Regions from separate parts of the Mus musculus genome. Here region 2 is linked to region 1. A link is a loop called in an ENCODE intact Hi-C map of the cell type or tissue named here. Cell type or tissue: gastrocnemius. All regions are shown on one strand.

Region 1 (5,000 bases):
TTTAAGCTCTGGAGAGTGGGAGTGGGTGGGTCTGATGCCTTTGACCTCTGTGGGTACCTAGACACACATGCAAATGCCCACACACAGACACATAATTAAAAGTAAAATAGATTTTTTTTTTTTTTTTTTTTTTTTTTTTTTTTAGTTCTGAAGCATATAAGAGGTTTAAAAAAAATCTGGGGCCTGGTGAGATGGCTCAGTAGGTAAAGATGCCTGCTGCTCAGGTGGATGGCATGATTTCAATCCCTGATGCATTGGAAGGAGAAAATAAATTCCTTCAAGTTGTCTTTTGACCGTCCATATGCACCATGGTACACACCTACTCACACACACACACACACCACACCACACATACACACACACACACACATGCATGCACACATTCATACATATGTACACACACCAAAAAATATTCAAAAGGATTTTAAATGTTTCTCTAGGAGTGGGATTTCACTGTGCATCCCACTCCCCTGTAAGTAACCCCGGATGTTCATTCATTTGCCATGCTGGAATGGATGAAATCTTTGGGCTGTTGGCTTCCTCTCTCTATGAGGTGATATATGTTCACCTCCCCCCAGGAAAGTCACAAAGCATCTGTCTCATCTTGTTCCCTCCTGTTTGCTCTACCAGTCCAAATGGATCATTCTAAAATGCAGATTTATTTCTGTTCTTTCCCTGGGTTGATCCCTCTGCAACTCCCCGCTACCCTCCGAACGCAGCTCAGCCAAGGCCCATGTGGTCCTGTCTCATCTCGGTGTTCCTAAGCTCCTTCTCATGAGGAGCTGTGGGTCTACAAGGTTGCCCCACTCTTTTTGTGCTTGCTGTGCCTCAGCTGTGAGCTCCCTCTGCTGTCCAGTCCCTTCAGGATTCTCCCTGGCAGCTCTCTGCTTGTGTTACTGCTCCTGTCCGTATGCACGGTCTGTGTTCTATGTGTCATCGATCATGATGCGACCAATTGTGAAGAGGCTCAACCCCCAAGTGTCTGGTTGCCTCCCAAAGGGAGGACGTGTGTTCAGTGGCCTCTTCCCCTTGAGGACAGGATTGGCATATGTCCAATGGACAAGTTATGACTGATCCCTGAGGGGCCTCGAGAGAGTGTGTAAGGAACCCTACAGAGCTCTGAGAGGCCAATGGAACATCAGAGTAACGGAAAAGCTCTGAGCATCTCCTCCAGGATGGTCTTGCAGGGTAGGCAGAGTCCACTCTCTGCATGCAGTGGTCCTTCCTGAAGGTGTCTTTTCTGTGTCTTGAACCTGGCCTATGGGAAGTTAAGGAGAGGATCTGTACAAAAGGAATGCAGGAGGTACTGAGGGCCTAGGGACAAGTGTTAAAGGGAGGGAGAATGTATGCCAGGCCACTCCAGGGAAGAATAGAGGTGTGTGTGTGTGTGTGTGTGTGTGTGTGTGTGTGTGTGGTCCCTCACGGCCATTGTGCATTGCCTACACTTGTCTCTCCTGACACATCTGAATAGCACTTTGTCCAGAAAGCTCACCTTGCACTCTGGCTGCACCAATGGCCTCCCCCTGCCCTCTACACAGTCTGATGGAAGCACCACAACTCTAGAGATATACTGGTCCCTTCTGCCCCTCCCTCCTCCCACAGGCTCTGAGCCTCTATCTTCGAATGAGATGAGACAGTGGAAGATGTTCTGAGGGTTGGCTCCTGACTGTGCTGTCCCTGTGCAGTCCCACTATCGTTAAGGGCTTGCATACACCACATGGCTCATAACCCATCCCCAGGGCCCTTTAGCTGTCTCTTCTTGCACTGTATCTTCCCACCCTCCTCCACACGTGTGAGGGTGTTGTGTGGATCCAGGGCCATACGCTCTCACAGAGCCTTCTGGACACACTGTGTGGATGGGAGCCATTCTCAGCTTAGCACACACTTGGGAGTCCCTAAAAGGAGACTTTGGAAAGTAACAATAACTGGTCCTAGACAGACTCATTCTGCCAGAATCTTAAATGGGTAGAACTAGTTTTTTGGTTGTTTTTTTTTTTTTTTAATTAATCCATTATTCTACGGGCAGGGTTTCATGTATCCCAGACTGGCCTGGAACTTGCTGTGTAGCTAAGGATGGCCACACACTTCTGATTTTCCTGTGTTACCTTCCGGGCCTTGAAACTACAGCTGTGTCCCCCATGACAGGTTGATATGGTGCTGGGGACTGAGCCTGGGATTTTGTGCATGCTAGGCAAGTGCTCTATCACCTGAGCACCTCCTTAACACCAACTTTTAATTTTGTATTTTAAAGAGGTTATGTCTTTATCGCCAGGGTGGCCTCCAGCTTGCCTCCATCCTCCTGCCTCGGCTTCTCAAATATGTTGAGATTACAGGGATGAGCCGCCACATCTGGCTTTTTGTATTTTTAAACGAACATCAACCTACGTGCATCTTTCCACCGGAGCCACTGGTTTTCTTGGGTGCGGCAGGCAAGGCCTGGGGAATTCCCTACAGCTGGAGGTCTGCCAGCCCTTCTTCATTACCCAGCACTACCCAGCCTCCGTGCTACCCTTCTGCCACCTACAGGGGTCGCTGCGAGACAGCCCGCCCAGTTCGTAGAGTTTCTTTCTGATCCCCTTAGGAAAAGCCAGAGCCACTTTGTATAAATTAGCGTCTTTATTTCCAACACCTGAGCGAGCGAGCCTCGAGGCTCGCCCGCTTGAGGAATAAACATACAAAGTTTTTGTTGCACTACACAGCATGCCTGGGAGATAAATATAGCCCAAGGGGCTCCCGCTCTGGCCAAGCAACTCTTATTTACACGAATAGATTACAAAAGTCTTATATAAAAAAATAAGTGGTCCTGAACCGCGGGAAGGGGGAGAGTGGGGTATGGTTACACCTGTTACACCTGAGACCTGAGTGGCCTCCGCAAGCTGTGGGGAAAAGTGGGTGCCAGGAGGGCTCCAGAAAGTGACAAACAAAAGGATGTGGAGGGCAGGGCTTAGGTGTGCAAGGCTCACCCCTGTGCTATGAGGAAAGGAAGAGCGCCTGGCCACTCAAGGATCAGCTCTGGCCCAGTGAGGTGCAGCCAGAGTGCAAGTGGCCTTCGCTGTGAGCCGCATGAAAAAACAAACAAACAACTGAAGGACTACAACAACAACAACAAAAAGGACTATGTCCTTTCTTTGGGGCTGGATCTAGGACAGACTTCTGCTCTTCCCTTCCCTCTGGAAGAACGGCTTCGAAAGGACAGTTGGGAAGAGTGTCATTTAAGCTTCATCTTTTGGGCGTGAAGAACCAGGGACACCATCCCCAGGAGTGCCTACGGTGGTGCGCCCTCTGCTGCTGCAGTCGATCTCTCAAAGCACCTGATAAATCGCATTGGGGTTTGAGCCTGCAGGACACTGAGGGGCGGCGTCGGGAGACGGGGTCTGGGTTCCCTGTTCTGTGTCGCTTAGGGATGCCCCCTCTGGCGGACCCGGAGGCGACTCTGGTGGTGCATCTGCCAAAAGCAGCGCAGGCGCAGCGGGGCTGTCTGTGGAGATGCGCTCCACTATGCTGGACAGGCAGTCGAGGCTCGACACAGCCGCACTCTTCCCTGGCCTGGACTCTGTGAGGGGAGTGGAAGGTTAGTAATCCAAACTTGCGGCCCTTCTCAAGTCTCCTGCCCATAGGCACGGAGCTTTGTAGCAAAAGGGAAACTGAGGACTTGCTAGACTGGAAGGAGAAAGGAGAGGAAGGTGTGCATCATAGTTCTTTGTCCCCTCCCCCAATGCTCCCCCCCCAGCCTCCCCCCCCCCCGCCATCCCAAGGTACGGGTATGTATGTGGTGGAGGCAGGAAGAGGATACTAAGCCTAGGGAGCGAGGAAAGTTTCAAGGGGGATACAGAAGGCCGATAAAGGCCTGCTAGCTGGGAACAGCTGAGAATACGCACCGCGCGCCGCCTCACTGTAGTAGGCGGTGTCGTAGCCATTCTGCCGCCGGGGGCCGCTTGGGGGGCCGCTGTAATCCATCTGCGAATAGCAAGGATAACAGAGTTAGGTCTACAGGGCCCGAGTGGGTCTCAAGCAACACTCCTTGTCATCACCCCTCCCTCACTCCCTTAGTCTCAGCTGCTGGTTCCAGGACTGGGTCAGCCCCAGGTGGTAGGAGCCAGCCACACACTGGAAGCTGTCGCATGCGGGGCCAAACTGAGAGTGGACAGTCACTCAGGAACAATAATCTGCATTAGGGTAATAATGAGAAGGAAAAGCATATCCCGGGGTCTGCGCAGCAGTGTTCCACCCCCAATCGGCAGAATCATAGATGCCCTGGGTCTCCAAAGCGACTCCAGTGTCAGATGCCAGGAGCATCTAGGTATAAGGGACACCCCCACCCCAAGGGCCTCGGAAACCTGTTGCAGATACCCCAGGCGCCGCCTCCATTGCTCATCCTCCTGAGCCCCCCGCCTTACCATGCCATCAGAGCAGTTGGAGCGCGGGCTGGATGCATCTGAGTCGCCACTGTAGTGCTCGCTGCCACGGCCTGGGGGCAGCGGTCCAGGTGCGTAGAAGGCAGCGGCGCCAGGGGGCGCGGCGTCCTGGTCGCGCAGCAGAGCCTGCAGACCTTCGATGTAGCGGATGGCGTTGCGCAGGATCTCCACCTTGGGTAGCCGCTGGTTCGGGTTGCTGGACGTGCAGCGCTTGAGCGTCTCGAAGGCCTCATTCACTTTGCTCAGGCGGCGGCGCTCGCGCATGGTGGCGGCCTTGCGGCGATCAGCGTTGGTGGTCTTGCGCTTGCACGCCTTGCAGGCCCACAGCAAGCAGCGACCCGCCTGGTGGTGCCCGCTGGGCGCGCGCACATGCTCATCCTCACGAGCGCCTGGGCCTGGGTGCACCGCAGTAGGGAAGTGTGCGTGCTCCTCCGGTTTCAGGAGGGCTCCCATGTGCACCAGGCGCGGGTCCAGGTCCTCAAAAAAGCGCAGGTCTGGTGAGTCGAAACACGGGTCATCATAGAAGTCGTCTGCTGTCTCAAAGGAGCAGAGAGAGCCGTCGGGGCCTGTCAAGTCTATGTCCCG
Region 2 (5,000 bases), 93 kb after region 1:
TGGCTCACTATAGGTGTGAGTTCTGTGAACCCACCCTGGACAGAGTCAGAGATGAGGGTGGGTGGAGACACCTTCTTAGATAGAATGGCTGCTCTCTGGGTGGTGCTCTTCCGTGGGGCCGCAGACACTGTGGGGGGCACCCCAGCAATCACAGAGGAGGCTCCAAAGCTTGGCAATGTGGCTCCCAGCATCTGGTCTGGAGCCATACCTGTTCCTTGGGGAGGCTTGGGGCTAGGTGAGTGTGCCTGTTCCTCTACAGCAGACATGAGTGGCACTGTCAGACTGAGTGACTGAGTAAGTGGGCTCACAGTCATGGCCGTAGCCAAAGTTGTAGCCTGGTGCTGAGGTGGAGGGGTGGGGATATAGCCTTTGGAGCCAGGTGTGGCCACTGGGGCAGAGGTTCCCACCTTAGCCAAGGGCAGGCTGGTGTCCAGAGGTAGGCCAGAGAGAAGGTGGGGTGGCCGAGTTGGCTCTAGAGAAGCTAAAGCTGTGGCCCCCGGTCTGTGAGCACCTGTGGATGGACTGCCAGCAGCCAGGATCCCCGGGGACAGAGCAGAAGGCCCAGGGGCTGTGGTGGTATGTTGGGCTGGGTGAGGCAGGTCGATGGGGGCTGGGCTTGGGGGTGGGGACACTGGCAACTCTGTAAGCTGGCTGTGCCCAGCTTCTCCCTTCTCTGTGGCTGACACCACCTCCAAGCCCTTGGTGACAAGGGGACTGGCAGGAGCCCTGTGTGCTGTGGTCACTGCAGCCAGGGGCTGGCTGGAACTTGAAGTGCTCTGGGCCAGGACAGACAGGGATGTCATTGTCTTATTTGCCACCTTAGTTACTGCAGTTGACAGGTGGGATCCCGGGGAGGTGGGGGGCCAGGACGTAGCTCCAAGGGAAGTCATAGGTCTGGAAGAGAGGCTCCATAGCCAAGAGGGCTGCAGAGGTGTGGTTTTAACAGGAAAGGAGTCATGACTTGGGACTGTCACAGCTTTGGTCATGAGTGGGAAGCGAGGTATAGGGGGTGACCGGGAAGCGACAGTGGTGTTGGGACTCCCTGTAAAGGTTATGGTCACTTTGGTTGTCTCTGTTGCACCTGATACAATGCCAGATGTGGGCATCTGCAGGGAACTAGGGAGGGAGGACGAGAACCCTGGGGGATGAGAAGTGGTTAGAAGGCTGGCAGCCCCTTCCTCTCTGGCTGTGGCCTCTGTGTGGCCAGCAGGAAAGTTAGATGTTGTAAGGCCCAGGGGTGTCTGCAGTGTGGGTTGGGTGGATCCTGGAGATGGCGCTTGCCCCTCCGTGGCAGCCATTGGTGGGTTTGGGGCTGAGGTGGGTGGGGCTACTGGAACAGGGGCGGGGCTGTAGGCAGAGGCTCCAGGGAGCCCCTGTGGAAGCTGCTGCTCGGCACTGGTGGTGGGTGGCACTTGACCAGGTACCAGAGTCTCATTGCCAAGGGTCTCCGTGGGACCCCGCGGGGCTGGCTCCACACCTAGCACAGACAAGAGAAGAGGCTCAGAAAAAGAGCGACTGCCCCTAGCTGTCCTTAAAGGGTAGTGCTGAGGTAAGGGGCTGGAGGACTGGTACCCTAACTGATGGGTCAAACACAGCTTCTGATGGCAGACAGCCAAGGCCTCTGTCCACAGAAAACAACAAGATGGACTCTGTCCAAAACCAGACCCCAAGCAAGACCTCCACAGCCCACGTTACCTTTCTCTGAAACGGGGACCAGAAAAAAAAAAACCCAGATCAATGAAGATCTTTCCTTCCAGGGCCCTGCTGGAAGCCAGCTGCTCCAGAATGTAGGACCCTGAGCAGAGTTTCTCAGTGACCCCTGGAGACATGAGGGAGTCTGAAGGAGAAAGGAGAACCCCGGGCCGCTTACAGTCTTCCAGGTAGACACATCTCTGTGTGACTTCATCCAGGACCTTAGGAGTGGGACACACAGGGACACAGCCTTCTACCCTAAGGACAGAGCAGGGGGCTAGCTAGTGACCAGAACATGGATAGAACACAGGCCCCATCATCTGTATGGCACACGTGTAAATGCATGCTTATCATACACACCCTCATGGGAAGCTCTACAGACACCTGTCACACACATGTACACTAGCACCTGTGCCCATGTATGTGAGCCTCATGCTCTTGTTTCCTGGCCAGCAGGGAGACACGTATGAACAGTGTGTGGCTCTGTGCACTCCTGTCCACAGGATCAGACTCTCTGCAAGGCCCGTTCCCGCACAGCCCACAGGCTCTTTCTAAGGCTGTCAAAAAAGCTAAAACATAGACCCAGTGCACACATACATATACACCTATGTAGATGCCCACAGATACCAGTTTACACACCCCTGTGATATTCTCAACCACGCTCAACTGCATATAATCAGCTCACACAGATGTGTGAATATGGCCATATACAGCCCATACCTAGTTAGTACATACAAGCACACAGTCAAGCTATATGCACTCCGTGCACCAGTATACAATATGAATATATCACATTTATATGGGGCATGCACATACTTTTGTGATTGGAATCTGAATGTCCCCCATAGAGTCACTGCTGTGCCTCCACACAACAATGGACTGGGTCCTTTTTTTAAACTGTGTCCCCAAATAAACCCTTCCCTGCCCCCTTAAGCTTCTCTTGTCAGCCATTCTGTCACGTGAGAAAAATGGCTAAGACATACACAAAGGCACATTTCCCTGACACAGACACACTCCCATACTCATCTTAGAACACACTCTGGCACCCACCCACACAAGGGTCTGTCTACACATGTGCTCGCAGGTGCGCTCAAACTGTCTCAAAGGCGTTGACGTCGTGCCCACGACCGCCTGGTCTCACCTGGGCACATCCTGGCAGCTGGTTGCCCGTGGGTCCCGGCAGGTTTGGAAACAGGGGCTAGCACAGGCATCGTAGCGCCACTCACAGGTGGGGTAGGCAGCCCCCAAAGGCTTGGCATCTAGAAAGACAATCCCCTCCAAGTCTCTGGACTGAGAGAGGCTGAACACTAGTGCCCAGAATTATCCCAGCTCAGCCCTGTGGTGAGGGCATGTAAGTACACCCAGAAAAAAAGAGAGAGAGAGAAAATAAGAAGTGAGTTTAAGCAGGCTGCATCCATGACAACTGGGGACATGGTCTGGAGAGCCTGCTAGCTTCTCAGCCCTGAGTCCCCACGGGTGTACCTTAAACTCCTAGGGATGGGGACAATATGTACCCTCGGCAGGAAACAGAAGCCAGGCGCACTATGAGCCTCCAGCAGGCTCACGGTTCCTCTCACTTTCACACAGACTGTCTATTTTTACACTACAAGAGTGACTTAGGTCTCAGTCCATCCTGCCACCACTCCCTGACCTGCCAGCATGGAGATCAGACCACCTCCTGTTCCAGGGGTAAACCCCAGGGAGCCCTCCACCTTTGTCAAAAGGCTGAGATTTTTGCCCTCTGGGGAAAGAGAAGAGGAGAGAGGGCAGGGAATGCCACCGAGTGAGGCAGAAGCCCCAGATCCAAGAACGATGCCCCGGCAGACCCTTACCCAGAAGGCGGAAGAGCGCACCACCACGAAACACCTCCGTGTGTTCGTATGCCCGCAGTGCCAGCTCAAGGCCTGATGAGTGGAGGAAGGAGCCAGGCTTTGCCAGGGACTCCAGAGCCACCAGGCCAGCCTGCCATGTCCCCCGGTGCAGCGAGAAGGAAGCGTGCTGATGGAAGGCCTCATCGCGCTGCCACTTAGCCAGCCCTATAGAGCCATTGGCTGTGGTGTGCAGGAAGAAGTTGGGTCTGTCAGCCGCCTCCAGGGACACCACGTCAGGGTCTGCAGAGCCACAGGAGTTAGTTAGGTCAGCATGCAGAGAGAACAGATTTGGGGATACTGCATGCCAGCATGTGTGCTCTCACACTCAGTGGCTGGGATGACAGGTTCCTGGGGACTAGCTGGACCCTGCTCCCCTGTTGCTTCTCCCTCCCACTCACGGGCCACCCTCTGGTCATCGTCTCTGTGGACGGAGGCGGGAGGTTACAGAAGGCCTCAGCTGCCTCTGTCTTCTGTCCTGTCTCTCCTCCTTTTCCACCAGAAAGCCTTGCCTGTCCTGGGGCCTGCTCTGCTTGGCACCAAACAGATAGGAATGGTCCTTCTACAGGGGGACAGTCCACTGAGCATAGAGAACAAGTGGATCCGGTGATTCCAGAAACTCAGCAGTCTCATAATATGTAACCGTCTCCATTTCTTCCTGTCACAGGAATCCCTTATCCCAGGAGGCCCTAAGCTGCCCCGACGGGCAGACCCCACATCTGACTCTAAAGTCGTCTCTTTCTTGCTGATGTGTACCATAGGACTGGAACTCCTGCTGGACAGTGACTGTGTCCCTTAATGTCTCTGGTTCCTGTGCTTGCCCTGTGCTTAAGACTCAGTGAGAGGGAGAAAGGAGGAGAGAAGAAGGAGGAAAAAAAAGGGGAGGGGCAAAGAGAGGGGGAGGTGAGGGGAAAAGAGAGAGGAAGGGAGCAAGGAGGGGAGAGAAGCCGGAAGCCGGAAGAGAAAGGAGAGTAGATGCTGACCCCAGGATTTGGGATTTTCGTTACAACAATAGTCTGGCTGAGGGTGGGGATGGGGAAAACCTGTCTCAGTCCCATCGTAGGCAGTTTGGGGTCACAGAGGTAAAAAAAAAAAACTAGTCAGAACTAGAAACAACAAGTGGGATTGGAGCCCTGTGGGTGGCTGCAGGCTTCAGCGTCCCCCACACCCCCATCAACACCGCCTTTTCTGAGACGGCTGGACAGGAGCCAAAGGGTGGGCCTTACCATGGGCCTTGGCCTTGTACAGAGCAGCTGTCAGCAGGAAGCTTGAAATGTCCCCTGGCGCCAGATCCTCTGCCCTCACAAGGGCTATGTCACTGTCTACTGCCTTCGTGGCCACAAGAGTACCGCCAGCCGCCACACTGGACAGCTGGTAGGGACCCTTACCTAGCGCTGGAGAGAAAAGTCTCTGTCACAAGTGTCACCGCCAACTCACATG

Evidence for each region. Hi-C counts contacts between places; a loop is a spot of excess contacts. Peaks named below come from ENCODE experiments on the same cell type or tissue, not always from the same donor. Only the 100,000 strongest peaks of a DNase experiment are listed, where the experiment ranks them.
Region 2: a loop joins it to region 1, with 8 times the contacts of the local background. A loop is called at or near these places in 28 of 42 quality-filtered maps.

Annotation. Positions count from the first base shown.
Region 1 is chr7:46,376,697-46,381,696 of GRCm38, reverse strand. Myod1 (myogenic differentiation 1) reads right to left here. Exons shown (of 3, transcript NM_010866.2): 1 at 4,398-5,000; 2 at 3,879-3,957; 3 at 2,605-3,553. The coding sequence ends at 3,303. Among named protein-coding and RNA genes, the nearest start is that of Myod1, 2.7 kb to the right of the region's middle. In gastrocnemius, CTCF peaks have their summits at 847 (motif pointing left), 2,519 (motif pointing left), 3,300 (motif pointing left) and 4,505; DNase peaks (open chromatin) are centred at 2,508, 3,393 and 4,503; H3K4me3 peaks cover 2,473 bases; H3K27ac peaks cover 2,424 bases.
Region 2 is chr7:46,283,697-46,288,696 of GRCm38, reverse strand. It overlaps Otog (otogelin), which reads right to left. Exons shown (of 56, transcript NM_013624.2): 32 at 4,787-4,954; 33 at 3,525-3,803; 34 at 2,834-2,951; 35 at 1,871-1,950; 36 at 1-1,477. Among named protein-coding and RNA genes, the nearest start is that of Otog, 45 kb to the right of the region's middle. In gastrocnemius, a CTCF peak has its summit at 3,030; a DNase peak (open chromatin) is centred at 4,774; H3K4me3 peaks cover 347 bases; H3K27ac peaks cover 997 bases.